Linked DNA regions of Mus musculus: regions 1, 2 and 3 are each linked to region 4. The links are chromatin loops, found by intact Hi-C in ENCODE. Cell type or tissue: left cerebral cortex. All regions are shown on one strand. Region 1 holds the start of Bank1 (B cell scaffold protein with ankyrin repeats 1). Region 2 has its middle 58 kb from the start of Bank1. Region 3 has its middle 110 kb from the start of Gm31243. Region 4 holds the start of Ppp3ca (protein phosphatase 3, catalytic subunit, alpha isoform).

Evidence for each region. A loop is a pair of places that touch in the nucleus more often than their neighbours do. Peaks named below come from ENCODE experiments on the same cell type or tissue, not always from the same donor. Only the 100,000 strongest peaks of a DNase experiment are listed, where the experiment ranks them.
Region 1: a loop joins it to region 4, with 4 times the contacts of the local background. A loop is called at or near these places in 4 of 42 quality-filtered maps.
Region 2: a loop joins it to region 4, with 6 times the contacts of the local background. A loop is called at or near these places in 2 of 42 quality-filtered maps.
Region 3: it touches region 4 in a loop (4-fold over the local background); 2 of 42 quality-filtered maps call a loop at or near these places.

The regions. Positions count from the first base shown.
Region 1 is chr3:136,318,324-136,326,323 of GRCm38, forward strand. It overlaps Bank1 (B cell scaffold protein with ankyrin repeats 1), which reads right to left and starts at 7,743. Exons shown (of 17, transcript NM_001033350.3): 1 at 7,547-7,743. The coding sequence starts at 7,616. In left cerebral cortex, no CTCF peak of the experiment used is centred here; DNase peaks (open chromatin) are centred at 3,830 and 7,739; H3K27ac peaks cover 573 bases.
Region 2 is chr3:136,379,831-136,387,830 of GRCm38, forward strand. No RefSeq gene overlaps it. Among named protein-coding and RNA genes, the nearest start is that of Bank1, 58 kb to the left of the region's middle. In left cerebral cortex, no CTCF peak of the experiment used is centred here; DNase peaks (open chromatin) are centred at 150, 741 and 3,673; H3K27ac peaks cover 2,407 bases.
Region 3 is chr3:136,004,599-136,012,598 of GRCm38, forward strand. No RefSeq gene overlaps it. Among named protein-coding and RNA genes, the nearest start is that of Gm31243, 110 kb to the left of the region's middle. In left cerebral cortex, CTCF peaks have their summits at 3,347 and 3,547; a DNase peak (open chromatin) is centred at 3,478; H3K4me3 peaks cover 361 bases; H3K27ac peaks cover 1,399 bases.
Region 4 is chr3:136,663,907-136,671,906 of GRCm38, forward strand. Ppp3ca (protein phosphatase 3, catalytic subunit, alpha isoform) reads left to right here and starts at 6,160. Exons shown (of 14, transcript NM_008913.5): 1 at 6,160-6,995. The coding sequence starts at 6,938. In left cerebral cortex, no CTCF peak of the experiment used is centred here; DNase peaks (open chromatin) are centred at 4,390, 5,520, 6,089, 6,609 and 1 more place; H3K4me3 peaks cover 3,046 bases; H3K27ac peaks cover 3,659 bases.

The sequences.
Region 1 (8,000 bases), 350 kb before region 4:
ATTCCACAAAATAGAAGCAGAAGGTACTCTACCCAATTCATTCTATGAAGCCACAATTACTCTGATACCTAAACCACAAAAAGACCCAACAAATAGAACCTCAGACCAATTTCCCTTCTGAATATCGAAGCAAAAATCCTCAATAAAGTTCTCCTTAACAGAATCCAAGAACACATCAAAACAATCATCCATCCTGACCAAGTAGGTTTCATCCCAGGGATGCAGGGTTGGTTCAATATACGGAAATCCATCAACATAATCCATTATATAAACAAACTCAAAGACAAAAACCACATAATCATCTCCTTAGATGTGGAGAAAGCATTTGACAAAATCCAACACCCATTCATGATAAAAGACTTGGACAGATCAAGAATTCAAGGCCCATACCTAAACATGATAAAAGCAATCTACAGCAAACCAGTAGCCAGCATCAAAGTAAATGGTGAGAAGCTGGAAGCAATCCCACTAAAATCAGGGACTAGACAAGACTGTCCACTTTCTTTCTACCTATTCAACATTGTATTGAAGTCCTAGCCATAGAAAGTAGACAACAAAAGGAGATCAAGAGGTTACAAATTGAAATAAAGAAGTCAAAATATCACTTTTTGCAGATGATATGATAGTATGTATAAATGACCCTAAAAATCCCACCAGAGAACTCCTAAACCTGATAAACAGCTTTCGTGAAGTAGCTGGATATAAAATTAACTCAAACAAGTCAGTGGCCTTTCTCTACACAAAGGATAAATAGGCTGAGAGAGAAATTAGGGAAACAACACCCTTCTCAATAGTCACAAATAATATAAAATACCTTGGCGTGATTCTAACTAAGGAAGTGAAAGATCTGTGTGATAAAAACTTCAAGTCTCTGAAGAAAGAAATTAAAGATCTCAGAAGATAGAAAGATCTCGATCCATGCTCATGGATTGGCAGGATCAATATAGTAAAAATGGCTATCTTGCTAAAAGCAATCTACAGATTCAATGTAATCCCCATCAAAATTCCAACTCAATTCTTCAATGAATTAGAAAGGGCAATCTGAAAATTCATCTGGAATAACAAAAAACCTAGTATAGCAAAAACTCTCCTTACGGATAAAAGCACCTCTGATGGAATCACCATGCCTGACCTAAAGCGGTACTACAGAGCAATAGTGATAAAAACTACATGGTACTGGTATAGAGACAGACAAGTAGACCAATGGAATAGAATTGAAGACCCAGAAATAAACCCACACACCTATGGTCACTTGATCTTTGACAAGGGAGCTAAAACCATCCAGTGGAAAAAGACAACATTTTCAACAAATGGTGCTGGCACAACTGATAGATATCATGTAGAAGAATGCTAAGTGATCCATTCCTATCTCCTTGTACTAAAGTCAAATCTAAGTGGATCAAGGAACTCCACATAAAACCAGAGACATTGAAACTTATAGAGGAGAAAGTGGGGAAAAGCCTCGAAGATATTGGCACAGGGGAAAAATTCCTGAATAGAACAGCAATGGCTTGTGCAGTAAGATCTAGAATCAACAAATGTGACCTCATAAAATTGCAAAGCTTCTGTAAGGCAAAAGACACCATCAATAAGAAAAAAGGCCACCAACAGATTGGGAAAGGATCTTTTCCTATCCTAAATCAGATAGGGGACTAATATCCAATATATATAAAGAACTCAAGAAGGTGGACTCCAGAAAATCAAATAACCCCATTAAAAATGGGGCTCAGAGCTAAACAAAGAATTCTCAGCTGAGGAATACTGAATGTCTGAGAAGCACCTGAAAAAATGTTCAGCATCCTTAATCATCAGGGAAATGCAAATCAAAATAACCCTGAGATTCCACCTCACACCAGCCAGAATGGCTAAGATCAAAAATTCAGGTGATAGCAGATTCTGGGGAGGATGTGGAAAAAGAGTAACACTAGTCCATTTTTGGTGGAATTGCAAGCTTCTACAACCACTCTAGAAATCAGTCTGGCAGTTCCTCAGAAAATTGGACATAGTACAACCTGAGGATCCCACAATACCTCTCCTGGGCATATATCCAGAAGATGTTCCAATCCGTAAGAACGACACATGCTCCACTATGTTCATAGCAGCCTTATTTATAATAGCCAGAAGCTGGAAATAACCCAGATGCCCCTCAACAGAGGAATGGATACAGAAAATGTGGTACATTTACACAATGGAGTACTACTCAGTTATTAAAAAGAATGAATTTATGAAATTCCTAGGCAAATTGATGGACCTGGGGGGCATCAGCCTGCGTGAGGTAACCCAATCACAAAAGAACTCACATGATATATACTCACTGATAAGTGGATATTATCCCAGAAACTTAGAATACCCAAGATACATGATACAATTTGCAAAACACATGAAACTCGAGAAGAATGAAGACCAAAGTGCAGACACTTTGCTCCTTCTTAGAATTAGGAACAAAACACCCATGGAAGGAGTTACAGAGACAAAGATTGGAGCTGAGATAAAATGATGGACCATCTAGAGACTGCCATACCTGGGGATCCATCCTATAATCAGCCCCCAAATGCTGACACCATTGCACACACTAGCAAGATGTTGCTGAAAGGACCCTGATATAGCTGTCTCATGTGAGGCTATGCCGGGGCCTAGCAAACACATAAGTTGAGGCTTACAGTCAGCTATTGGATGGATCACAGGGCCCCCAATGGAGGAGCTAGAGAAAGTATCCAAGGCGCTAAAGGGGTCTGCAACCCTATAGGTGGGACAACAATATGAACTAACCAGTAACCCTGGAGCTCGTGTCTCTAGCTGCATATGTATCAGAAGATGGCCTAGTCGGCTATCAGTGGGAAGAGAGGCCCATTGGTCTTGTAAATTGTATATGCCTCAGTACAGGGGAACACCAGGGCCAAGAAGTGGCAGTGGGGGGTGGGAAGGGGTTGGGAGACTTACGGGGTAGCATTTGAAATGTAAATGAAGAAAATACCTAATTAATAAAAAAAAGAAGTTAAATACATATAATGTCAAATAACAACTTGTGTCTCAACAAGGATACCTAAACAATATGTTCTCTCTCTATTCTTATTTCATAGCTGTTTCCAAAATCATTGTAAGACACTTGAAAACCTAAAAACAAGGTAATAAAATAACAAATGCAACTCAGAGGATTAGGTCACAACCAAGTAAACCTTCAGCATATGCAACATTTACAATTTTTGTTTGGCCACAATGACTTTTTTTACTTTCTAATTTTTTTAGACATATACTGTGTCTCTGCATATGTACACTGTTGTATGTGTCATGACACATGTGTATGGAGAACGGAGGATAACTGTTGGAGTCAGTTCTATGTGGATTCTAGATACTACTAAGGTCAGTATGTTTGGTAGCAAGTGACTTTACCCACTGAGACCAGAGTCTCACTGTGTCATCCTAACTGTCCTGGATCTCACTAAGTTGATCAGGCTGGCCATGAATTCAGATTGACCTGTCTGCCTCTATCCTCCTCCCATTGGGATCAAAAGGCCTATGCTACCAATTCCTGGATTAAATTGGAAGTGCTTTTAAACCAGCAGTAAATACCTTGAGAAAGCAGATTATTCCTCTTCAAACAGTTTAAAATATCCCACAGTATTTGAGACTTAACTTTCCCCTATATTATATATGAACTAAACTAGGTCACAACTGGCACCGTGAGCAAGGAAAGTGGATCGTGCACTCTTTTTGACCTATTAAATCCTTGTTTGAATTCTGTGAAAACTGCTCCAGTTTCATACTCTTTGAATACATCTGCACTTGGTTCTTCTCACTCTGGGTACCTCTGCTTCTTTTCCTAGAAGTGCTAACCACGCATTTTCCCACAGACATGGCAGTATCTCACACAGGAAGTCATGCCTTCTAAATTTCCCATCTTGAAAGTTGCTTAGTCATGAAGTTGTCTACCAATCCACAGGAGAAAGTTTCTCAATGTAAACTTTTTGTTTCTCTATTTGTTTGAGACAGGGATTCATCATTAACTTAGGTGCCCTGGAATCTCTTATGTAGCCCAGGCTTATCCCTTACCTTAGCCTACCGTGGGATGGTACTAACAGCCTGAACCCTGATGCCCAGCAAGAACATATCTTTTAAATAGGCAAACACAGCACTATCACATGACTATCTACGAATTAAATAGACATCCACGGCACCTGAGTGAGGATGTCACCTGCATGTTCTCGTTTACTTCTCAAAAACAACTTCCAAGCATGTATTGCTGTTTCTCTGGATTTTGCTTTTTAATAAAGGACTGACATGGGTTACCCATGATCACAGTGAAGGTAAATCAGAAGTTGGGTGTGAGACAGTCTGCATCTGGAAGCATCCCAGGTGGGCAGTGCTCATTAAAGTATGGGCAGTAGAAAAGTCCCTCTTCTATTCCAGGGTCACCCTGTCATCCTGACGCTTAGGCCTCACCTCTTAGTGATTACACATTACTGAATTATTTCACACTTCAGTGAAAACTGTCTAAAGTGGCTTCCTTCTTTAATTCTCAGATCACGTGACCTAATCGGAATCCTTACTTTAACGAAATCAAGTTTTTCCTGGTACCAGGGTGGGACCAGGGGTTTGCTGGGTAGGATAAACCTGGATTAGAGTTTGTGAAAGAGCTGTGAATCCATTGAATGCAGAGGGAGAGACTTGGGCAGCTGTGCTCCACAAAAGTTGTGGCTACAAACAGAGCACACTGTGAGTAAGAACACACATTGATTCTAATCTTTAATGTTTTCTGCTTTCACATGGATCACAAAACCAATAATGCCAATGAAAACTGTTTAAGGTATGGGACAAATAATTTGAACTTTAATGAATAGATCCAAAGGAAGGTAGTAGATTTTTGGTCTTTTGTTTTGGTTTGGGTTGGCTTGGTTTTGGTTTGTTGTGTTGTTTTTATTTTTATTTATTTATTTTTTTGTATCTTGGTTTGTTTTTCAATATAGGGTTTGTTTGTGCAGCCATAGTTGTCCTGAAACCTTTCTGTAGACCTGTCTGGCCTTAAACTCAGACTGCACCACCATACCTGGCATTAGCAGTTAAAAAATAATAATAAGAAGAAACATTTGTTTTAGGATGAAACAGAGGCAAGATCCCCTTTTGACATTTTTCAACCATATCTAGTTAAATATAAATCAAAAGACATATTCTTAACCCAATTCCTATTCACTGCACATTTTGTCTACTGATTAGACTGTTGCCCTAGCCCTGGTTATTAAAATTTGCCATCTGCCACTGAAGGGGTAACAGATACATAATGGTGACTTTAACTCCAATGGCAGGATGTGTGGATGTGTTCATTACTAGTAATGCCTTCATGGGTGTCAAAGCATGCTTACTACTTCATACTGCTTGATACACAGCTCTAGTGAGGAGACACATAGTGGCTGCGGAGCTACTGACCTTCTGATACCGCTTGTGTGGGAAGTAGCTCCTATGCAGCAGTTTTCTCTTCTCAGAAGGGATGCAGTTGACCTAACTGAGCCCCCTCATCCATGTAGCACATTAAGCTAAAGTCAACCCTGTGCTGAGAAAAATGTCTCACGTAATCTCCACTTCATAAACAGAGTCAAGAGACTAGGACGCCCTGTGAGCCCTTCCTCTTCCTGAGAGACGGGAGTCACCATCTTGAATTGGCTACCTACTACTGAGTGACCAGCCACCAAGGATAGCTTCAAACTCATGGTTACATGGGACCTGATTAATCTCTGAGGTTCACAAAATGAAAGAAGCAGACATGAACACAAGAGTGAGATTTGGGGTGGGGGGGACATGAAAAAGATGGGTTCAGGGAGAGGCAGAGGATGAAACTGGGCCCTAAGTGTTGCATACACTTACAAAACTGTAGAATAACAAATTTAACTAATAAGAAGAGAATCTGTTGACTTAAAAGACAACTTGCATTAATGAATTGGGCTTGGGTTAAATCTTGTGGGGGAGGGGGATGACTTTCCAGTCCATAAGAAAGAAGCTGAAGCAAGTGCTAATTACTGTATTGAGAAGGACCAAAGAGAGGACACGGAGGAGCAAGAATACTCAGCAAGACATGAATGTTTCCTCATCTTACCCATGTTGCTCAAAATAACCACTGTCTCTAGACACTAACACAAGGTTCATTGACACAAAAGGCATATTCCAACATGTTCTATTAAACTCAGCTGTTAAATAGAAATTACAAAAGAGGTCTCTTGTTCAAGGTCCAAAAGATGAGTTGTTTCTGCCTGTTTGCTTGCAAAGGCTACTTTGCCACAGATCCTGAGCTATGCAGTGGTGACAAAAGCCATGGTCCGGAATTTAAAATGGTACAGTTTTCCCACATCACTGGTACCAGAGGGTCTCAGGCCATCTTCCATTGTTATAGATACATTCCCCATTTTAATGGAAAAAAAACAACCGTTCACATTTATTAAAAGTGTATCTCAGACACTATTGCGTATGCCAGCAAGATTTTGCTGAACGGACCCTGATATAGCTGTCTCGTATGAGGCTATGCCAGTGCATGGCAAATACAGAAGTGGATGCTCACAGTCATCTATAGGATGGAACACAGGGCCCCCAATGGAGAAACTAGAGAATGCACCAAAGGAGCTGAAAGGGGTCTGCAACCCTATAGGTGGAACAACAATATGTACTAACCAGTACACCCCGGAGCTCATGTCTCTAGCTGCATATGTAGCAGAAGATGGCCTAGTCGGTCATCATTGGGAAGAGAGGCCCATTAGTATTGCAAACTTTATATGCCTCAGTACAGGGGAATGCCAGAGCCAAGAAATGGGAGTGGGTGGGTAGGGGAGCAGGGCAGGGGGAGGGTATAGGGAACTTTCGGGATAGAATTGGAAATGTAAATAAAGAAAATATCTAATAAAATAAGTGTATCAGACCCTAAAAACAACTAAAGCCAAAAGATCCTACCTAAAATAAAGTTAATAAAATACAATAAAAATAAAAATGTTATGAGAATTTTAATTCTGATTAGTAAATTAAAATAATTTCAGGCTACAATTTCTTGCTGTATAACTCACCAGGAACACCTCCTATAATCATGTTAATATTCTGGTGAAATCTCTTTACCAAAGCTAAGTTTTTAATGCTTATTCTGGAACTTCACATGCATTTAAAAATAAAACCAAAAGGAACTCAAACCAAGCACCTCAGCAGTCATTTGAAAATGTAAACTATCTGACATAGTCAACCAAGTTGACTCCGTTCCTTTTTCTCATTTAGGAGCTCATGGTTCCAGGGAGTTGGTTTTATACAGACTGATCCGGGGCAGGGGAATGGGCAAGGATGCTTCAAACGAGGCATTTTGCTCCATGTATATACATTTCAGATGAGATCTAGCATTAAAGCTGGGTGCAAAGTGATTTTCAAAAGTAGAGAAGCCCCCACCCCACCCCCAGGTTTAAAGACACCCAGGTCTTGGTAGCTCCCAGGGCAAACTGTCTACTGGTGGCCCTTAGTCTCAGAAGGACTCCAGGGTCATCATGTACCCTCCACCCAAAGCCCTGACAAACATGAGACCACCCACCTGGAGGTGCTAGGCCAACCTGGAACAGATCCTGGGTGCTACCCCTAGTGCCAGAAGCCACAGGAAGCATTGCGGGAGGTTGGAGCCTGGGAGCTGCAGTGGCCAGCCCTGCCTGCAACTTCCCCTGCAGACCTTTAGTTCCGATGGTCTGTGGCCCTGCAGCTTGCTTCCTACTCTGGGGATTGTGGCCCGAGGTTGCCGGAAATGCAGCCCAGGGGCTCAGGCCGCAAGGCTAGGGTTAGGCCTTGCTGGGGGAAGTGAAATTGCTCAGGCTTGCTTTTACTTAGTTTGAGAGAGCTGTCTTAGGTTCCCTTTCTCCCAGGCTATCTTTAAGCTCAGGTGACCTAGAGCTTATAGCTTTTCTTATTCTGTTCTGTATTTCTCTGCTATGCTAACCCTTCCTTCTGCAAGACAGAAAGTAGACTTTTATAAAAGGAACTACTTGACAGAGGCA
Region 2 (8,000 bases), 280 kb before region 4:
TCAAACTATCATCTAGGGTTCTTTCCAACTCACGACATACTGGGAACCTGTGATTCTAATTTCAGAACTATGTAGGTGGGGAAGATTGCTCCCTGGGCCCCCACACCAGATGCTAGCCAGTGCTAGAGACTTGAAGCAGACCTAGCTTATGATGCAAGAATGTTGAAGTGTGATTTGATAAGCATTACTTCTTAGATGGCTAACCCTGGCCTGAATTCTAATAATCTTCAAAGCAGAGTGATGAAGGGGCGTCTGGCTGTATACCGTCATGGCTAGGAGTTACAGATGTGAGTCAGGCTGTGTGAGAACAAGCGTTAGTTTCTGTCTTCTTGAATTCTCATCTCTGTGAGAGTTCCAGCTCCGAGAAAGGAGATAAGGCTTGAGATAAGTCTTTGTGGCTCTGTCCCAGTTTCTATACATACACTTCTTAGAGCTTCTCTCTTTCTACACATTTTCTCTTTCTAGGCCATCTTCTCTTAGCAGTTGGAACAGGAAATATCAGCTTAGAAGAGACACAAGCTGATTTGAAGGAATTTAGTGTCCTGTTAAAAGTGTCTATATCAAAGCAAAAAGAAGGAGCCATGTCGTACATGCTTGCGTTTTGGCAAATTAAATTAGTTCAGGTTAAAGACCCGTCATTTAATGGAATGTTCTACGTGAGCTCTGGTCTTATTGTTGTTATCTATCATCTTGGCTGCAGGAGCTTCAACTCTGGGACTCCACATGAGTTATAGCTAATCCAGCAGGATTCAGGTGCTCTCTTTCTTGATTTCCAGTAAACACTGACAGGAAACACAGCAGTTCCTGGCATAGACCATTCTATCCTGACACCACGTGTCTCAGGATAACAAACTCCAGAAATAGAGGAAATGAAGATCAAACTTCCGAATTAGTTGGATGAATTGTAGCAGGAGAGTTGTGTTCGTGAGCCTGTTCGGATGGCAGCTCCACTGTGAGCTCTCTACCTCACACAGGCTTCCAAGAACAGGTGCAGAGAAGATTAGGAGTTCCCTTAAAACCACTTGCATCTGGGGACTGCAAGGGGAAGGATTAAACTGCACGGCCAGCTGGGCTAATATCCGTTTATGGTCTCTCTTGAGATTTCTCTTTACTCCCGTTTACTCTTTCTACAGTGCTGTGCTTAATATTTCAATAAATGGTTAATCTTATTCTCAATTAGAGTGAGTCCTATTTGAAGTACACTGTAGTACATCAGCCAACAGTAATGCTTCATCCAAACGCCCTCCCCCAACCGACTGATCTTGCAATTGGATTATGTGTGTGTTCTCTACGCTGTACTGCACTATCCATTCTGACCTCAGAGAAGCTATAGCTAAATTGACAACTTAGTATACTATTCTTCAGCTTTTCAAATTCATACATCCAAGTAGGAGAATACCACCAGAGAAGATCACTTCCATAGTGATCATGTCTATAGCAAAAGTCCTGAACACTTCAGGTGAATCAAAGGAAGAGATGATGAGGGCAGGTGAGTGAGTATATCCCACTTCTTAAACATAAAGGCAAAGTCAAGCTTATAATTGTAATCATAATTGCATTGACACTATCAGCAAAATAAGGTTTAAAAAACTGTATAAAATGTGCACACTCATGGGACTGAGAATGGCATGTCTATCCAGGCATGTTCTGGGAACTAATCAGATAGTCTGCATTTCTCTACTCCTGCCTGCCCTTTCATTTCTAATTTCTGGCAATCACTATTTTTTTTAAAAATGGCTGTTTGTGTTTTGCTTCCATATCTGCAACAGAGCACGGCATGCTTGTGTGTGTGAACACATGTGTATATGTGTATATATGTGTGCATTTGCTTGTTTTCCCTCACACAATGTCCTTCTGTTCCATTGATTTTTCTGCAGCTAGCGAATAACAGGATTTGCTTCTCCTTCGTGTCTGAATAACATGCCGTAGTGCACACGGGCACGTCTTCATCCATTAGTTTATTGCTACTAGGGTAATTCCAACTCTCATCCGCCACGACTGCTACCATAATATATGCCGTATGAGTATCCTCCTTTTTGTTTTGTTTTGTCTCATCTGCTTGTCTCTGCATGCTGGTTTCATTTTCTTTGTAAATATACCCATAACCAGGATACCTGGACCATGTGGTAGATCTCTCTTGGGTTTGGTTTTGCCTTTTTTTTTTTTAAATAATCTATGTGGTTGTGCTGATTTGTATTTCCCCCAAGAGTCTATAAAAGTTCTTGTCCTCCATGCCTTCACCAGGACGCATTGATGTGTTGGTCATTACAAGCAGGATGAGGTTGTACTTCATTGGAGATTGATTTGCCACAGGTCAATCTGGAAAATGACACTGATAAACATAGAGCCTCAGATTTGTTTCTGTCTATAAAATGAGAAATTGGATCATGAAATATTTTTTCCTATTTCTATGATTTTTAAGGTACACATTCTGTTAAAATCAGAAGCAATACATGAATGGTTATTCTGAACATTTCTATATCAACTGTAGATAAAATATATTTTTTTCTTTCAGAGCTTCCTTTTCTCACATTTCCACCTACAGTGCATATTACACATGACAATTCATATCCCAGTGTTGCCATTCTCTCACGGTGAGACGGCCTCAAATCTGATTATCAAAAACACAGTGTGGAAGCCCCAGCTTCTGCACTCATTGTCCAAACCCTGGTCCTAGGAAGAGCTTCTTTATCTCCTTCTGCTCTCGCATTTGCTCTCCCAGCATTTGGCCCTCTCATTAGTATCATCTTCATTCTGCTCTCCCTTCCACCTTTGCCCGGATACCTCTAACTCGTGGTCCATTACTCCTTTCACGTCAGAAAGCACAACCTTCCAGTTTCCCTTGTGTCTCTCTCTAGAGCACACTGTAAAAACTTGTCATGTTTCCACTTCCCATGTCATCATCAGCTTTATAAGGATGCAGACCAAATTATCTTTTTTTATTTAATTTTTCTTGTTGGTGCTCAGTACAGTGCCAAAACCAAATCCTTCTGAATGTATGTTACATAAAGATGAAATACTAGAATGCAGGGGTGGGGCATATCAGAAAATGAAGGCAAGGACGATTAAAACATCTTCAGACCAGTATATTATAAAAGTATATTGAAGTATATTATAAAAGGCATAATGAGACCCGGTGCTTTGTACAATCAGCATATAATCCTTATGAAGAGGACATTTTTAAAAAATGTTAAAAACAACAAAGGCACTTTTTGCCAGACACTGGCATGCATTTCTGTGGTTGTATCAGCTCACAGGTCATGGTCAATAAACAATTACATCTGAGGCTGGTGATTGCTTAGCAAGTGGTCCTTACATCAGGAGCAGGAACAGAACATTACTCACCTCAGTGCAGCTTAAGAAATCAGAGCAAATGCAAATCAGGGCTGCATTCTCTCACACCGTAATTACACATTTAGTTCTTCAAGGAGGGAGGGTAGGGAGAGACAAATATTTATACTGTCTATCTTTTAAAAGGAAAGATAAACCATCTTTTCATCTCACTGTCATGTTAATGTTGCTATAGAATCCATGGTACAGTCCTAAGGAAGCAGCCTGTGAGATGGAGGTTAAATTTGGGTGAATTCTCTGGGGAGCTTTGATTGGGTGTTGCGAACACCTGACAAGAAAACTGTAGCTGTCTCGATTTAGTGGGGCGGGTGGGGTGGCAGCCAAGAGAGTGTATTCAGAAGGTGGGAGGGTGCATCACATGTGAGTCAAAGCAGAAACGAAATGGACCAGAGCAGCTCATTCACAGCTTGAGCAAGGACCTGCTGGTTTACTGAAATAATCATCTGTAGAAAAACAAAATAGATGATAAGAGCAAAAATATACTCTCCCAGGTGCTGCACGCGCACCTGTTAACAGGAATAACCCTTCCCAGGTGGGAAGTATGATGAGAACGGGGGAGCCATACTTGCCCTCCGGAGAAGCCACCTGTCCGTGAATAGCTAGCTATTCCAGCTCAGTGATGATAACGAAAGAAGGTTCATCTTATTTGCTTTTAATCTGACTGCCTCTGGCGATTTGAAACAGATATACTAAAAAGCTAGCTAGTGGCTAAAGATAGGAAGATGCTCTGAACACCTTCCTTTAAGACACCGCATCAACAGCTATTTATCCTCTTCGGATGGTTAATTTATCTTTGATTTCTCAAGTGTTAGCCTATGGATTTGACGGAACTACTGATACCGTTTGATCAGTTCGATGAACTGATTCCAAACCAAGCATAAAAGGTTTTAAACGGACAAGCGAATTAAATAAAGGTAAATATGCAAAGATATCGATGCACAATAGTTTTGCATAAAACTTTCTAAGATTGAGCAATAGCAAATATGAGTTTTTGAGATTTTTTTTATGACAAAGAATGAGTTATCCTTACACAGCATACTTTGACAAGATCATAAAGAAAAAGTTCAATGCTGTCGGTAAGGTTAAAGATTTTTAAAAAATTCAATAATTCAGAAATTAACATGGGCTATCATAGAGTATCTTTCTAACCACTACTATTTTATAAACTATAATTATTTAAGTTACCAATAGGAACATATTTCCTGGAAGGATGGGGTTATAACATGACAGTTTCTGTGTTAGACAATACCATAGATGTCCCTCTCTCCCACATACATGGAGACATCCTCACAGTACCTTTTAGTACTATGAAAGCTAGCTAGCAGAAAGGTCCCTGGACAGTTTCAGGTAGTTTTCTCTGAGTTCTATCAGCAAATCATGTGGCATATTCAGCAATATATTCTTTTCATATAGTTATGGGAGGCAACCAAACACAATGGAAATGGTCTGTCTAGTTTGGGGTACAGCTGGGGCCTCCCTGATCAATAACTCACCGGGACATAATCCATGCTGCTCCCTGATATTTTCATTTAATAACATGTCTTTTGGGAACAACACTGTACACTAGTATGCAGTACATATACTCAAACTCCCCATTTAAACTATATTTTTAACTAGCTTATAAATAGGAATTCATGCCTGGTCCTATAAGCAAGGGTCAAAATCCAGAACTAGGGAACTCATAGGCCCTAGAAGAAAACATTTGGTACTTTTTTTTAATGGTCTAAATATTTCTGAATATATATAGAAATCTATGCTCCTCCCAACCTTGGTAAGAGAAGCTCCTTATCATTGTGGGTAATAGTTAAAGCAGAGACTCATTACTGTACAAAATACTGATGGGAAATAACTAGGAGTACTCACTACAAACAGGACATCAAATACCCACCTCCAAGACTCAGTGAAAGTTGCAGAATAAGGGCCAGTGAGAGGGGGATGATGAGGCATATGAGGAAATGCTATTCTCTGTGTATACCCAGCCTGTTATACATGGTAACTCACATGTAAAGCTAGATTAGAGATCCAGTATGACTAGGGAAGGGACTCCCAAATCTCATCCCTAGCTGACAAGCTACTGACAGTTGATGGCCAATGGAGTGAGACAGTCATTGATTTGGGGAAGGTGCCTACTGGTAGGTTACTCATGTCCTAGTGGATGACCTCATACCCATGTGCCTATGGCGAGCAGTAGCTAGACTCCGTGTGTTAAACAAGCAAGCAAACAAATAATTGTAAAGAGAAGACATGAGGTTGGTAGGAAGAAGTGGCAGTTGTTTGTGGGGGTGAATTTGAGATGGATAATAAGGGGTGGATATGGATCAAGATGCACTGTCTATATTGTTGAATTTTCAAAGAATAATAAAATATCAAAAACACATTTCATAGTGGACTATACATTTTAACTAAAAACAAGATAGAATAAAAGTAATTGCCTTGGCAACAATGGTTCAAAAGCTTTTCAGTTTCGCGAGTGCTTTCTACACTGCACACCACAGGTAAGCAGGTAGTGCCAGTAACAAGGTCAAGGATAAAATGATCAGAGATATAAGAGAAGATTGAAGTCCCTAAATGCACAGTGTGGTTAAAAATTGAGCAAACTGTGAGTTGAATAACAGGTTATATTTTATAGATGTTTTAACAAAGTTGAAATACAGAGGAAGTGAATTATTTAGCTTTTTTTTTCCAAGGGAATACAGCTAGGTATGAATATCAGAAAAGAAAATGTAGCCTGCAAGGAAGAATATTCCATAGACTCAAAACTTAGTTAGGAGTTTGTCTCTGTGATTCAGAGAAGCCACTGTGAAGAAGTCAACCAGGTCCTATACTCTAAAGAAATAGGAAAGTGGGAACATTAGAGGTGATCGAGAAGGTTACACTTGCCAACAAATAAATCCTACTGTACCTTCAAGACTGTTTCAGGAATGAGATGGTCTAAGCTATACATGCAAAAGTTTCCACAGAAAGTTCTGTGTGCTCTGGAGTGGGGGGTATTGGACATTTTCACCTCTAGTTCAACTGTCTCCACTTTCCTATTTGCCTAAATTTACCAATTTAGAATTGGATTGCTGCTCAGAAATACTAGGTTTTTTTTTATTGTGTACTAGCTTTTTGTTTGCTTGTTTTTGTTTGTTTATTTGATCTAATCTTAAGTAGTAAAATGGTAAAGCAACATTGAGATCAGACACGCCCCTCTCCAGGGCTCTGCGTTATTTTCTTATCCTCCTGAGATTCATTGTCTGACATTTAAGTTCTTCACAATCTGAACCCCATAAATATTTGCTTGCCTTATTTGGATTTTTCCCACTCTTTATGACCCTCATGTAAAATAAAATGAATCTCACTATTCAACAGATGTTTTGCATTACTCACCTCTCTGGATATGCTAACCTTTATTAACCAGTTACCCTATGTAAATTCTTGTTGTTTTAAAATACCTGCTCATATCAGTGTCTTGAGTCCTCTGTAAAGAAATACCCTCTACTTTTCTGTGTGGCAGCATATTACTTCTTTTATAAATATCACCTCCCACTGTCTAACTAACAGTCATCATATTTCTGAGATTAGCCTCCACTAACTCCAGTATTCAGTGATTTAATTTAGTTTTCCACCAGACACTGCTAATGAAGACATTTCTGTTAAGTGGCCTAATTAATGAATACACCCCAAATGATCAGTGTTGAAGACAGTCTTGACATCTTCTTGTAAATATTTAATTTATGTATGTCTGTATATAGGCATTTGAGTGTGGATGCCTATGGAGCACAGAAGATGGAGGCCAGAAGATGAAGGCCAGAAGATGGACAGTGAACTAACTGGATCATGAGTTACAGGCAGTTCTGAGTCACTCATCATAGGTGTTGGAAACTGAACTCAGGGCCCTGAGAAAAGAACCCAGCACTCTTTTATGCTGAGCCACCTCTTAAGCCCCTGGTGTTTTCTTTTACAATTGCATCATTACAGAAAGGTTTATACACCATAAATTTCTTGAGATCCTATACCCTGTAGATGATTAAAATATTTCTCCAAATATTATTAATACTGTTTCCTTTCCAAGAATCTCTTGAATTTTGTTCCTATAAGAGAACACTTCTTTTTTGTTTAATTAATTTCTTGAGAATTTCCTATGACATATTTTGAACATATTACATCTATCTCCTAACTGCTCCCAGATCCCCCTCTCTTCCCAACCACATAGTTTTGTGTGTTCACTAAAAATCAACAAGAACAAAACCTAGTTAAATTTGTGCTATGATACAAAATGTACTTTTGGTTGTATGGGTATCAGTTCAGGGAAATTAATGAGGGGCTATGGAAGGAGGGAAGTTTCAAGAGAGGCGAGATGGGATGCATTGGTATACAAGGGTAAAGAATTATGGGGCAGAAAACAGTAAATAAATTGGGAGATAGGAGGATAAAAATAACAAGAAATTAATGCAGAGGGCATTATTAACATCACATACATGCGCACACACACACACACACACAATTTTAAAATGGAATTACTCTATTATAGGGCAACAAGACCCTACTATTGACCACAGGTTATGAACAGCCTAGTACCAGGAATTGGCTACCTCTTTTGGAGTTCTTGACTAATAACAGCTCATAAACTTTTTCGAGCCAAAGCATACAGGCTGTTAACAATGCTG
Region 3 (8,000 bases), 660 kb before region 4:
GGCTGTGTGGCCTAGTGGCAGTAAGTGAGTCACCGGATGGCATATCTTGGAAGAATATATTCCATATCTGGCCACTTCCTAGGGACTACGAAACACACAGCTGCTCTCCACCACAGAATCCCTGCCAGGACCTTCTTCCCCACTATGGCCCAGAAGCAAGGGAACCATTAAAGACAGACAGATACCATAGAAACTACGAGCTTTCTCCTTTTAAGTTGTTTCCTTTCTCAAGGATTTTATTATGGCAATAAAAAGCTAACCAGTATTTGACTTTGTGGAGCTCACAGGCCAAGGCAACATAATCTCTTTTGTGTAGAACATCTATATAAATGAGAAGACAATTATTGTATATATTTATAGTTTATACTATATTCTTTGGGACAAGAGCTACGAAACACTATAGTAGAAAAAATATTTAAAAAAATGAGTATTAGGAAGAATTGTGTTTCTGTTGCTGCCACTAAGCAGGATCAGCACTGTTAATAATTATGTAAGATATGCTTACAGACTTGGTACACTTTCAGGCTTTATGGTTAATAAAGCTTACAAAGCTTTATTTAATAATATTTATTTATTTAATATTTAATAATATTTATTTATTTAATATTTAATAATATTAATATTTAATAAAGCTTACAAAGCTTACAAAAGGCAAAGGAGTGGGCCCTTTTACTGAACAAAAACACAACAATAAGAGAACAGATACAAGATTAAAATTAAACAAAATTTCCCAAAGTAATTGCCAACTACAAGGCCAGTTATACATTTTAAGCAACTTTTCAGAAAACTTATTCTTGAAAAGAATATTTCTCTTGAACATCAGTGGAGGAGAAGATTCAAAGTCAGGTGATAATTGCTATAGCTTGCAGAAAGTGCCTGAGACTGCCACAATGACCTTGCTTGAGGCTGTCCTTTCGAATTGCTGTCTTTGTTACACACTTCCATCATTTCTAAATTTAAATTCTAGGAAGTCGTATGACAAGACTTTTCCTGAGGAGGTGCCTCCCTCCCTCCCTCTCTTTCTCTTCCTCTCTCCCCTCCCAGCCCCCGCTCTCTCGAATATACCAGAGTCCAGATACCACCAATGTACAACTTGGTGAGCTGATGGTTTAATTGAGGTTACTTAGCAGAGTATGGGTGAGTATTCACTTCTAGAAGCAGACTCAGTGACAGCTGCATTACCAAGACCCACCCTACCAAAGGGACAGCTAATACAACCTGGGCAAATGGAGCCCACGGAACGGCTTGCAGGGTGCTCAGCAGGTTGGAGACTGTCCCTTCCCAAAAACTCTGCTTTCATCTTCTTCTAGGCAGCTCAGGTGCTTTCTGTTTCTCCTGGTCGGAGATCTGATCTCCTAGACTTTTTGCTTCTTGGCTTCTCAGCTTCTATTGTTTACTCTGGCAGGGAGGAGGGGCCTGGTGAATCTGGTCAGTTTCAGGGACTTCCTAACACTGTTTTGAGTTGTTTACCTTCCTGCTTGAAGAGCTTACCTGCAGAATGCAATTTCAGTCTTGGAGGAAACTGGTACTCAGTAGCTAAGAAAGTGCCACTTTTATCATGACATAAAAGATGGTCTCTTTAAATTTTGAAAAGCATTTTGGTGATTTCTGCTACTGTGGGCCATCGACAAAGCAACTCAATATCCCAGAAAAAAAAAAGTGTTGTTTGTTATTATTTTGTTTCTCCTCCCAACCGATGATTCTAATTTTTTCTGATCCCCTACATTAACTCTATATATCACATAGTTTTTTTTTTTTTAATTTAAACAGGACACCGTTTAGTTTGTTGCAGCTGAGTGAAACCAGAGTATGGAGTTCTATGATGAAATACCAAACCTAATGAATGAAATTCATTTGAGAGCAATTTTAATCAGGTCAATATATTTATGATGACCTTATCAATTTAGGATTTATATGAATACTTCTTTTAAAACAGATAAATATATTGACATGAGAATTTTAGCTATCTCTAACAATATTACTATTGACACAACTATAATTTTCCATATACTGTATTGGTCGCCATGAATAAGCAATATATATTGCATATCTATTTTCCAGTGATACCCACCACGAGTGTAGAACATATTTGTGCCATATTTTACAGAGAAGAGCAATGTCTTGAATCAAGTGAGGACTCAAACACAAACTGCAATATTGTATACCGAGGGAGCATTCGGTGATCAGCAGTTAGCTCTGGGGCACTTACCATGGAGGAGGTGCCGGGGAATACATTAGGAAGAACAGCTCTGGCTCTTAGAGTATGCAAGTCATCTGGCAGAGAGACTGTCTGAAAAGGTCACACAGAATGACAAGAATGACAAGCCCCCCACAAAGAGATGCTGAATTTGCGCTGCAGCCCTGTTCAGAGGGTAAACAAGGAAACACTTTCCAGAACCTACTGTTTAAGTTGCTAGAAGAGTAATGAGCAGGAAAACAGAAGGATCTGGAAACAGTGAGAAGGGCAGTTCCGGGTGAAAGTAGGAGTGAGGACAGAGTGGAGACAGGGGCACAGGGGACTGGAACTGGAACTGGGGCTGGGGCTGGGGCTGGGGCTGGGGCTGGGGCTGGGGCTGGGGCTGGGGCTGGGGCTGGGGCTGGGGCTGGATCTGTGTTCTGGGGCCAAGGCCAGAGCCAGGGCCAGGACTGGGGCAGAGCAGTGAGCGCTGTCGTGATAGACATGCCTTACCAGCACTGCTAAGGCTGGCCTAGCACATGCTCCACAGCATGGAAGAGCAGCATTCCAGCCCCATAACAAGTTTTTCCTTCTGAAATGTATAGATTGCCACAGCCCCTAACCCTCCAATGACTAGACTTGCCCTCGGAGATGTTGACACTCCCTCCTTGGTTAAAGCCTTTATTTTCCATTGTTCTCTGTACTTCTTGCTTGCTCTATTCTCTGCAAGGCATGCACTCCTCAGGGTTACTACCTTAGCATGAAAGTACAAACGGAACAACTGATCTGAGAACACTGCATGCCTAATGTTAATGTTGATGGAATGTCAGAATCAGCGTCGGTGGTGATGTGAGGTCTCAGCCCTGCCTTCCTGGACTTTCCAAGCACTCTGCCCTCACTTTCTAATCATACACAGACCCCAGAGACCTCTCGAAGCACGGGCTGTGAAGGAAACCATTAAACAAGATCAAGCTGGAAATGTTGTTTAGTTTCCACGATGCCTGGTGGCTACTCCAATAAGCACCGTGCATTTCTCTCCTTCCAGCGTTCACTTTTCAGCAGAAGAGAATCCATTTGTTTCCATATCGTTCCTATTTTTAGGGGGAATACTTGCTTTTTTTTCTTCGGGAAAACCTGCAAGCCAGGAAAAGTTGCAGCTTGAAGCGTTATCAGCTAGTGATGACAGGTGGAGCTGTTCAAGCCTCCCAGTGACCTAGATGGCGGCGGTGGGAGGGGCGGGAGAGGTGGGTGGAGCAGAACAGCTTAAGCATCTTTTCCCATGTGGTGGTATTCTTCACAGCACAGATGATAGCGTTTCTGTATGCAATGCGTTTATCCTCAGAGAGCACTGGGAATTCTGCCAGATTTTTGTTCCGACTACCATTTGTCTCTGCTTTAAGCATTTATGTTGCAAATTCTTCATCAATCTCCTAAAAGGCTGTGTCAGGAAGGCAAAAATTGTTATTCTTATTTTATGGATGGGGAAAATTAAAGGAGAGGGAAAAAAAAAACTTGCTGTGGATGTGTTAGCAAGTTATCAGGGCTGAAGCTTTCCAGTGTGTTCCTAAGCTTATTTAATTTTCCTGTAGTAGTGTGTTGTCTCTATTGAAAAGAAAAACATCAGATCCCAAGAGGCACAGATTAATGTATGGGTTACCATGTTTCTGGCATATATCACCCCAAATCAGCAAATCTGTTTGCATGTTTTATTTTTTTAAGTTGTTGTCTCTTTGGAGGTTATACTTTTGCATGCACATGTGAGTGTGTGTATGTATGTGCATGTGAGTATATATGGAGAGCAGAAGTCGCTGTTAGATAGCTTCCTAAATCACACTCCACTCATGCTTTGAGGTAGGGTTTCTCACTGACCCCGGGACTTGCTGATTCAGCTAAACCAGTGGTTCTCAACCTTTCTTTCCCCTACACAGTTCCTTGTGTTGTGGTGTCCGCCAACCTTAAAACTAGTTTCATTGCTACTTTATAACTGTAATTTTGCTATTGATATGAATCATAATGTAAATCTCTGTGTTTTTTGATTGTGTTAGGAAACCCTAACATTTGATCCCCAAAGGTATAGTAACCCACAGGAGGCTCAACCCACAGGTAAGAACCTTTGCGCTAAACTGTCTTGCCAGAGAGCCTTAGGAAGCCCATTTTTATGGCCCAAGTCCTGGGATTGCAGGAGGCCGCCCAGCTTTTTATAGTGTGCTCAGATTTGGAATTCAGATTCCAGTGCTTGTACAAGAGTCACTTTACCCACAACATCATCTCCACATTTCCTAGAAACTGTATTTTTTCCTTTCCCCTGTATTTATTTCACATATTTGAATTGCAAAGTATTTTCAATTGTGTGTCACTCTCAGAGATTGCACTTTGGAGAGCAGAAAGAAGCAATAGGGTCAGACAACCTTATACTTAATGAAAGGAGAAACAAGGTTTTCTTCTCCAGCCTTCTGTTTTATGAATCACAAAGCAGGTAAGTAAGTTCAAGCCTGATTTACAAACCCCATGATCTGAAAGCCTTACATATCTCTCCTTTGTGCTTGCTTAAAAATATTTTTTTGAAGCTCAAGATTAACGTAATTATATGTTAAAAAACCCTCAACCATAGGCAAGTTATAAAATCAAAATTGTTTTAGCTCACCATGGGTCTGCAGATCTTTATTCTTCCCATTTCATTTCAGAATCAATGCTATTCTTATTAATTAATTAATTAATTACAAAACATTCTGCTGGAGTTTTAATTCCACCTGCAATGTCTTTGAAGGAAAATTTGGACAATACTGCATCTTATACTACTATTTCATCTATTGCCCCCTTTTACCAAATTAAGAAACTATTTCTTAGTTGAAGCATTTGATTTTCTTCATAAAACTTTGGTTATAGATTTCTGGTAAACCTAGAAGAATTCTATTTGAAAGACTTTTCAAATCATTTTCGTTGTTGTTGTTATTGGTGGCATCAAGAAATATTCTTTTTAAGAGCTAACTATTTACCTAATAACTTTATTGATCATTCTTTACAACATCTAGTAATGTGGGTTGTTTGGTCTTTGTTAAAGATGATGGGTGGTATCTTCCAGTAACGACAGCATCATTTCTTACCCAATTGTAATATTACTGCAGAGGGAACACCCGAAATACCCCTTGCAGTTCCACTTGGTTTTAGGTGACTTTAAAAACTAATCCATTTTGGAAGTCACCCAGCTGGTCTCTCACTGCTTCAAAATAGATAGTGACTATTCCTGAGGCTGCCTAACAGGGTCAAAGTGCTTTATCGGGGAGTCCTGCCTCCTCCTGGCCTTTGGGGGAAGGTGCTTTTGAAATCTTATTTTAATTTCTTTTCTGTTTTAAAAATTTCTTTTGGCCTCTGACTGAGACTAGAAACATACTGCTATCATCTCCTATTCTCCCCAAAGATGACCATTTGTGTATTCTAAAGACTCATAATTCCCGGGGACAAGATCTGAAATGAAAGGAGTCATGGGGCTCCTTATTGTTTGCTTTTCTTTAGATTTATAGGACCTGTATTATTTGGTGGCCCACAGAGGATGACAGCACATGCACCAGAAAAGCAAACCACTCAAAACTGGTGTCTCTATTAGATCTGTAACCACACTGGCACATGTCTATCTGATACGCGCCCCCATCGCTAAAATGTAAGCCCTGGGCATGTGGCACTCAGATGTGGCGGGTCTCTGTTCAGCTACAGCCTCCTCTTTTCTAGTTTGTTAGCTTTCTAAATCAATCTTTCCCTCCCTAGAACAAGAACAAGTTTCCCCTCGAGTCACTGGAGTTTATGAGTGGTAAGCAATGAGTTTGGCTTCACAGTGCCTCCAGCCCGAGTGTCGAACAGTGAGGATCATACTTTTTATGTGGATTATAATCACAAAGTTCATGTGATTTTCCTGAACAGCCCTAATCAAGTCCAATTCCCAGGCCATAGGTCTTCCTTATTATTTGCTAGTTTTTGCTTTTTGTCTGGAGCTTGGAATCAAAACCAGGTCATGAACCATACCAGACAGTCCTTCATCACGGCTGCATCCCAGCCCTCCTCCTTCTGCATGACTGATTTTTTCTTTCCATAACAATTGTCAGATCAATTAAGCTATTTATGCAAGTTTTTTGTTTTGGACATGGAATGACTGTACTAACGGTTTTAAATTACATTTACATATAATTATCATGTAGTTGGCAATTTGATCACAGTGTTTCCTTTTCTTAAGTGTGGATATTCATAGGTAATATTTTGTTTAGCAATTATGTATCACTTTCAGTAATTGTTTGGGTTGATATTTCTTTTTTTTTCCAAGCAGATTTTTCCTTGGTTATAGAATCAAGAGTGAACACTTCAATGAGCAGACAGGTCTCCAACGTTTTTTTTTTTTTTTTCTTGAAATGAGTTTCACTAGGTAGTCCTGTGCCTTGCCTATAACTTACTGTTGCTCAAAGCTCCTCCTGCCCCCGCCTCCTGAGGACTTGGATTAAAGGTGTGTACTTTAGGTACCTCCCTAACTTTCCCACTTTTCTTTTTTCTTGGAAAAATTTTCACGAGATAAGCAATGTCCAATCCTTTGTTGAGCTCTCCAAAATATTACCAGACAACTTGCTGATAAACAGTAAATGTACATGAGCCATTGCAGCAATGTAGCATACCGTGCTGACAAAGGCCCCATGTCTCAGAAGGAAAGGCTCCAGTGAGTATTGATCTAGTTTCCTTTTCTGTTTCTGTGATTGAACAACACTGTGACCAAGGACAACTTAGGGGAGGAATGAGTTCATTTAAGTTTACAGATTATTATCACTTTGAGGAAAGTCATGACAAGAAGCCAAACAGTAACACTTCAAGGAAGGCCTATTGACTATTCCACAAAGCATACCTAAGCAGGGAACTCAAGCCAAAGATGAGCAGCAGAAACCATGGAGAAGCACTGCCTGCTAGCTCACTCACAGGCCCATGCTTAGCTAGCTTGCTTATATAGTTAAGGACCACACACAGTGGGCTGGACTGAGTCCTCCTAACAACCAAGACTGTTGCCCACAGATAAACCCAAAAGGCCAACCTCATATAGTCAGTTCCTCACATAAAGTTGTTTGCTTGTGGAAGTCTAAGTTGTGGCAAGCTGACATTAAAAAAAAAAAAAACAAAAAACAAAAAACAAACAATCATTATAGTCTACTCCTTCAATCACACCATGAATCCTGGGTATAGGAGAAACTATTCTATACTGGACACTGCTTCAGAGCATATGACGCCCTCTGAGGAACTCGAACACAGCCTTTCAGGCTATTGCTACCCAGATGGCACATCCAATGTGTCTTTAAAAGGTTGTTCCACTATTCCATCAAGCCAGCTGCCTGGGGATAGTGTGAGACATAGTAAGAACAATGGATCCCATGAGTATGAGCTCGTTACTGCACTTTCTTCTCTGTGAGGTGAGTTTCACTGGTCTAAAGCAATACTGTGTAGTCACTTGGATGTGAGAAATTCCTTCACTGGAGTGCCCTCTCAGAGGACTCTAGGCTGAATTAAGTAGACAGTTAAAAGCTAACTCAGACAGGGCTCTATCTGGGTGGTAGACTAAGAATGTTTCTGTTTGTCAAGAAAGGAAATGAATTTGGATTGGAGAAGATTGTGAAATGATTTAGGTTGCTGGTAGGTGAAACAAGGAAAAGGTTTTAAAGACAATTATTGGTGTGTGTGTGTGTGTGTGTGTGTGTGTGTGTGTGTGCATAGGAGTGTGTATACCATCTAAGTGCAAGGGCCTGCGGTAGCCAGACTAATATGTAGAATCTCCTGGAACTAGAGTTTCATGTGGGTTTCC
Region 4 (8,000 bases):
ACCAATTTTTTCTTTGCAAGTGTTTGTCAATGGGAGATAATTTCTTGGTTAAGGAAGGGAACTCACTTCCATTTCTCCTTCTGAGCACCTGGTTTGAGCCTTTGCCGGCTTTGTGCAAGCTGGCAATCCCTCTGTGAGTTCATATGTATGTTAGTTCTTCTGTATCCTTCGAAGAGGACTGATTTTTTTTTTTAAGACACAATTATCTGTTGTTTCCAAGAAACACATCTCACTAACAATGATAACCACAAGCGGAGAGACAAAGGATAGAAGTTAATCTATCAACTGAATGAAAGTCAAAAACAATCAGGTACAGCTCTTTTGATATCTGATGAAGTATATCTCAAGCCAAAATTAATAGGAAGAGGTAAAGAAGAACACTACATAATAATAAAAAGAATAATTCATATAAAATATTTGTGAGTGACTTCATTATCCCACTTTCATCTTTTTAGGTCACACACACTAAAAATAAAGAGGTTCATTATACCTTAGATTGGGTGGGCATAATAGATAAACACAGCATCTTCCAAACAACAAATGAGGTATATCTCAGCAGTTCAAGAAACCTTCTCTATCATAAACTACTTTGTAGGCCATACATCACGTCTTAACAAATACAAAGAGTCAAAATAATTTCTTGCTCTAGTCATAAAGCAATACAATCAGAAATCAAAACTACATAAATACTTGGAGAGTGGATAATGCATTCTTGAAAGATCAGTGAGCCTCTGAAGAAATCAGGAAAGAAACTTAGATGCTTCTAGAATGAAATGAAAAGATTAGAACTCACTGGACCCTTTGGGATACAATCCAGGGAATTCTGAAAGGAAACTTTCCCACTATGAGTGCTTAAATTAAAACATGAGAGTAATCTTAGATAAATAACCTCATGATGCACTTCTAGATCTTAGAAAAATAAAAATAATCTAAACCACAAAGTAATGAGTGGCAAGAGATAATAAAGATCAGAGTTGAAATTAATAATAAACACTAAAAAGATAATATAGAGAATCACTAAAAGATTTGATTTCTTTTTTTGGAAAAATAAACAATATTGATAACTCCTGACAAAATAACCAAATGAAAGATAGAAGACCTAAATTGATAAGAGAAATAAAACTTAGAATATTAAAATAGTTTCTAATCATTAAGAAATATTTTGATAATTTATGTTAAAAATAACCGGAAAAGCTAGCAGAAGGAGATATATTCCTAAGCATGTACAATTTGCTAAATTAGATCAAGAAAATAACAACTTGAGTTAATAAACAACTTAAACTCATAGTAAACAATGACATTGAAAAAAAGCAATGGCGATTCAGCCCAGTAGGTAGAATGCTTGCCTACTGTGCATGAAGCCTAGAGTTTGACTCTCAGCATTGTGTACAACTGAGTATGTTGATGAATGGTTACAAATGCCTGTAATCCCAGCTTTTGTGACAGAGACAGGAGGATCAGAAGGTCAAGGTTGTCCTGTGCTACATAGTAAGCTTCAGGGCAGCCTGGGATTCCTAAGTTACAGGGAGTTTGCATTCATTGGCTTTATTTCCTTTAATTATTTTTAAGTACCCTAACAAAGAAAAGCCCTGAGCCAGATAGATTCACAACCAAAATTCTACCAACTACTCAGGGAAAAAGTAACACCGTTATTCCTCAAACTGTTCCATCAAATAGAAAGGAAAAGAATACTACCCAACTCATTCTATAAAGCCCTGTTACCCAAACTAGACAATGGCACACAGTGAGAGGAAACTATACTCCCATTTTGATTTTGAAAACTCAAGAAAATGCTGAGTGACTGAATTTAAAAACACATTCAAGAGATGTAAGTTGAGTTTATTCCAATGAACCAAGGAAATGTCCAGATTTTGAAAAATATGTTCTTCTCTGAATAGAATACAGAACACAGTATATTTAATTCCTTTATTCATTTCTCTTTTCCATCTTCCCTTTCTTATTTATTTATCTACCATTTGCTTGCTTACTTACTTACTTATTTCCTCTGGAACTAACAAAGCAGATGTCTTAGGATTTCTAGTCCCATGATAAAGCAACAGGACTGAAGCCAACTTTCAAAGGAAAGGATTTATTTCTTCTTTTACTTCCTGGTACTACTTTAATCACCGAGGGAAGTCAAGGCAGAAATTCGAACAGGAGCCTGGTGGCAGGCACTGAGGGAAATGTCATGGAGGAGTGCTTTTGACTGGTTTGCTTCCCATGACTTGCTAAGTCTGATTTCTTAAGCACCCAGAATCACCTGCAGATGGTGGTACTACCTACAGTGGACTGGGTCCTTCGCCATCAATCGCTACTCAAGAAAATGCCCAACAGATACGTCTATGGGCCAGTTCTAGAGACACTTTCTCAATTAAGCTTCCTTCTTTTCATATCACCCTAGCTTGTATTAAGTTGACAAAAACCACAAAATTATGTGCCAGCACATAATGTTCACATAAAAAGTACAAGTTGTTTTTCACTATCTATGATGTGAAAATTGTGCAAATCACTTCAGTACTGTGGATTACAAACCCCCAAATCTGCACCCCAACATCCCCTCCATGTGATGGTTTGTGTATGCTTGACCCAGTGAGTGGCACTATTAGAAGGTATGGCCCTGTTAGAGTAGGTGTGGCCTTGTTGGAGGAAGTGTTACTGTGGGTGTGGGTTTTAAGACCCTCATTCTAGCTGCCTGGAAGCCAGTATTCTGCTAGAAGCCTTCAGATGAAGATATAGAACTCTCAGCTCCAGCTGTAACATGCCTGCCTGGATGCCGTCATGTTCCCACCTTGATGACAATGGACTGAATCTCTGAACCTGTAAGACAGCCCCGATTAAATATTGTCCATTTGAAAGTTGCCTTGGTCATGGTGTCTGTGCACAGCAGTAAAACCCTAACTAAGACACTCCATCAATCTTCCAGTACATAACTCTTTGTGGGAGCAGCGCCTTACACATTGATCCTTGCAAGGATAACTTATCTGTAAGACCTATGCATCAAGACTAAAGGGAATTATCTGACTGAATCCTTTATTCTTCACATTTGTTGAGAAATGAGCCAGTACTTTGCACAGTTGCTCAAAACATAACTGGTACATGAATTGTTTGTTTACAGAAATGAAGATTAGATGTTCATGTATTAAGACAGGTGTGAATGTTTTTAGTCTCTTACATAACACTGAGGTAGCACTTCTGTATCTTAGTACACAGTTTACTTTGGAATAAAATAAGCAATGGCTGTATATTAATTTCCTAATGGATACATCGATAAATCTTAGCGACTAACACAGAAATGACTATTTTTTTTTTATTTAAAGCCTCATGCAGTCTTTCTAAGGAGGTGATCAACAGTTCTTGATGTTGTCATAATAAGACTTGTCGCTATTTGATACTCTGTCTATAGCAGGGTCTTAGAAAGCTCTGTATTCAGCTGAAGAAGCTTACAGATGGAAGGGTGCGTATCATTGCTCCATCACTCTGCTGGCATGTCACAGACAGCTTGGCCCAGATTATCAATACCAAGAACTAATCGCATGGACTCATTATGGTTGGGCTGTGAAAGGGAATTCCAAACAGGAAAGCTGCTTCCTAGAGATAATTAAACAAAGGAAGGAAAAGTGTATTATTTTTTGTAGTGTATGAAATGTTGTCTTTTATGACTTTTTAAAAAATCTTTACTTTCTCTTCATAAGCAAAGGACATTTCCAAAGTCAGCTCCTGAAAACTGAACCTGTCACAGTGAAAATGTGAGTTCCAAATGTAAGCTAATCTTTGTCAGTTTGAATATAGTCAAGAGCTGTTTGGGAACTCTAACAGGATTTAAGGAGAAAAGGAAAGGGACAGCTATAGCAGAGAGCTGGCCATTGGAAGGGATGACTGGCTATCTGGTTGACTAGGCCGGGTGTCTGGACCTAGCTATTCCTTGGTTGGCATTGTCCTGTATAGTACTTAAGAATCCAACTTTACTTAATATGCATCTACATTACAGTGCTTAGGGAAACACACGCGCGCACACACACACACACACACTAAAAGTATTTGATGATAGAAAGATGTGCTGTGCAAAGTGATTACTATTTGTCACCCCCTCCCCCCCCCCACACACACCTTATGTGGACTTGGGATGGACTGAAGGGTGTTTCTGAAAGGTCTACCTTTAGTTCCTATTTCTATTATCAAACTTTTCAATGTGTTTGATAATTTCAGCCCCTGATCCTAGCTCAAGGATGCCTTTCCTATGCCCAGGGGAGAGCTACTCTAAATAACAGTTGCATCTGTGAGCAGCGTGGGGGTGAGGGAGTCTTGGCTTTCAAAGTGAGGATCCCCAGATAAGGTTTCCTGGTCTTTCCTGAAGCAGGCCCTGCTCACCCACAGGTCTTGGCGTCCTTCCCTCTCTTCCAGCCATCTGGCCAGGGACCAGCTTCCCAAATCTGCCTTGGCAACTAGCTCTGCTCTAGCCCAGGAGGCTGTTTGCAACAACCCCTAACTGAGGAGATTACAGAGTCCTCTTGTAGATAATTTCATGTTCCCTGAAAATTCCACTGGGCTATATAGATCTTATTGAAAGCAAGGACCCTAGAGGTGGCAAATTTAGCAGCAGAAATCTGGCCACGAGGGCAGCCTCCCTTTGCGGATGGGATGTGACCATCCACTCCATCTCTCCTTTTGACTGGCAGGCTAGCCTTCTCACATCCTCTGTCCTAAAATCCTTGAGGCTACCTAGTTGTCATGCCCCAGAGCCACCAATTTGCTATTAAATTTGTATTTTTTTGGACTTGAGTTTCATCTAATCCCTGTGGCCAGATCAGTTCTCCTGGCTCCATCTCCTAGCTTCCTAAACTCCCCCCCCCGCCCCCTCCCAAGACAGTCCTGGCTGTCCTGGGACTCAGTCTGTAGACCAGACTGGCCTGGAACTTACAGAGCTCCTCCTGCCTCTGCCTCCCAGATGCTGGGACTAATGGAGTGTGCCTCCAGCAGCTTCCCACACCTTTTTGTAGGCCCTTTATTAAGCTTACAGTCCAATTCAGGAAATACGAAAACCCTGATACTGAAGGAATTTGAAAATAAAACAGGAAGGACAAGGGTGAGAAATTTATTCAGCTCTCTTCATAATTTCCTTGCTGGTCCTTGGGGTTGTGGTAGGCCAGGGGGAGGGCTGTGCCCAGAAGATATTTTGTTTGTTTGTTTGTTTGTTTTTTCGAGGCAGGGTTTCTCGGTATAGCTCTAGCTGTCCTGGAACTCAGGAGGCAGAAGATATTTTGAAGAGCATTTCATACACGGTCCCTTATTTTCCTTCTTATGAGGGACTTGTGAGAAACTGCAACAAGCCAAGGCCCTACATGCATCTTGATCACTGAGTGACTGACTGGAAGGAACAGGAAGAAATTTAGTGTCACCTATCGCCACCAGTGACTGCTAGCTCCTGTGAACAGGGAAAAGGCGACCTCTCCCGAGTCTTTCTGACTCCTCTTATCTCCTAGGGCATCCAGGGTCACTGAGCACAGCCAGGGTCGCATAGGCTCCAGTCTGTTCCCATCCACCTTGGATAGCTAGCCAGCCAGCCACCGCGTCCCGCAGCGCCCCAAACACACTTTCGTTTCTTCCCGTGAAGTTGTGCACGCGTCCTAACCACCCCACCATCAGTAATCCCCGTCCACCTAGCTCAGGCAGAGCTGCCTCCCCAAGGTAAGCTGTTTACTCGTCGCCTTCCTTGGCGATCCTCCCTGGACAGCTGCGGCAGCGACAGCAGCTGCGCCGCGGCCGGGAGCGTCCGGCGCTCCTCCTTCCTCGGTCTCCGAACTCACTACTGCGGGCCACTCACACACTCGGAGCGGCCGAGACCCACCCGGGAGTGTGTGCAGGACTTCGGGAGTGGGCAGGCGCGGGGGCACGCAGCAGCCCAGCTCCTCCCGGCCCCTACTCCCAGTCCAGCCTCCCTCCTCCCTGCCCACTCCAGTGACACTTGAGCGGTCACAGGGCGGTGGAGGCAGCAGGCCCACGGGACTGACTGGCACCCTGAAGAAAACAGAGCAGGGGGCGGGGCGGTCACCCAGACCACCGCCTTAGCGATGAGGGACGCGCTCTCCAGCCAATGAGCTTGCGAGGTGCAACGTGGGGCGGGCCCTAAGGCGGACCCCGAGGAGGAGGTGGCCAGGGCGCTGGAGGCGGGGGCGGTGAGGAGGAAGGGGAGGAGGCGGAGGCGGGCGCGGTGGTGGCGGCGGCCGGCGCGGCGGCGGAGGCGAGGTTGTGCCCCGGACTGTGTCCACCGAGCTCAGCGGCTGTTGCCTGTGCGTGGAGAAGCAGCGGCGCCGCGAGGCAGAGGAGGATCGCGGACGAGCGCGGCGGCGGGACGTCTACGGCTGCCGCGGCCCCGGCGGCGCCCGGCGACAATCGGCGTGGGGAAGCAGCGGCGGCCGCAGCGGCAGCCGCCTCTCCAGCACCGGGAAGCCGAGGCGCGGCTGGCGGCGCTGACATCCGCGGCCCTGCCTCTCCTCCCTCGCCCCCGGCCCTCCCCATGTGATCGGTCTTAATCCCGACCGTGTGCGCGCGTGGGGGCTCCATTGCGCGGCGCCCGGTGTCGGTGCCGGGGTGGGTGCTCGCGTGTGCTTCTCCTCCCCATCCCCCGCCCCGTCCCCAAGAATAAAAGAAGAACCGGGAGGCGTGCTCAGAAAATAAATAAATAACCAGCACACACGCGCAGCCCGGAGCGAGGCGGCGGGGCTGGCGGCGGCGGAGGAGGAGTGAAGGCGGCGGCGGCGGAGGAGGGACGCGCGGAGCCGGCAGTAACTTTCGAGCCAGCCCAGAGCCCAGAGCTCCAGCCGAGCGGTTTGCAGCGCGGCGGCGGCGGCGCTGAGTGTCTGGCCCGCCGGTGCGGTCGGGGTGTGCAGTCGGACGGGACGAGCAGCGCGTCGCTGTCCCCCCCTCCCGGTGGCTGGAGATGTCCGAGCCCAAGGCGATTGATCCCAAGTTGTCGACGACCGACAGGGTGGTGAAAGGTAAGCGCAGCGCCGCGTCGGCCCGGGGTGCACCGAGTGCCGCAGGCGACTGTCCTCCCCTCCCCCGCCCCGGTCGTCCCTCTCCGGCTAGCGCCGGGGACCTTCTAGGATCTCCTGCAAGAGGCGATCCCTTCCTTCGCCGCGCCCTGCCCCCACACCGCCCACCCGGCCCTAATCGGGGCATTTATTTTTATTTATGTATTTATTTGTTTGTTTTCGTGGACGGGGGGCAGCAGTTGGCAAATGGCTGAGTGGCTGGGAGGCGGTGGCGGGGGTGGCGGTGGCGGGAGGGGGCGCCCGGGGGGGGGGGTGACTGCTGGCAGGGTGTAGCTGCTGTGACAGAAATAGGAAGTGGGTGGCTGCTCGCGGGCTTGCATGGGATCGGGTTTATGGTTTGCTCTTTGTAGAGGGAGGGGAGGTGATTTATGGCTTTTAAAAAATTAATAGGGCATTTTAATGTGGCCATGGCTTGCCGCGGACTGGCTCGCCCCGGCACATTGCTCCAGGCGCTCCATTGCAGCAGTTCCCTGGGCGCCCCCTCCCCCTCCGCGGGAAGGGCCTGCACAGGACTCGCGAGAGAGCGGGAGAGCGTGGGGGGAGCCCAGCTCCGGCTGCCGCGCGCCGCGGGGGCGGGGGGACCGGGGCCGCGTGGGGGCAGCTCCAGGCGGGGGACGACCGGAGCCCCCGCTGCCGCCCCGGGATTTCCCCGCAGGCCTGGAGCGACGCGAGCGGTGGCGATCCTCTGTCGACCTCCCTTGCCACCCACGGCTGACTGCCGCCGACCTGTCATTGCTCTTAAAGGGTTCCCCGCTGGTGCACACCTTTAGGGTGGGAAGCTCACCGTGCTCCCTTCCCCCAAGCTCCTAGCACCCCCTTGGTTACGGGCTATTTGGTTGTCTTTATTGCTAGGGGTGATTTGTATGTGTATAACTGGCAGGGATGGCTCTGGGTTGCTGGCTAGGAGAAGCCAGGGGGATTCGTGGGGTGAGGAAGGGGACAACGTGG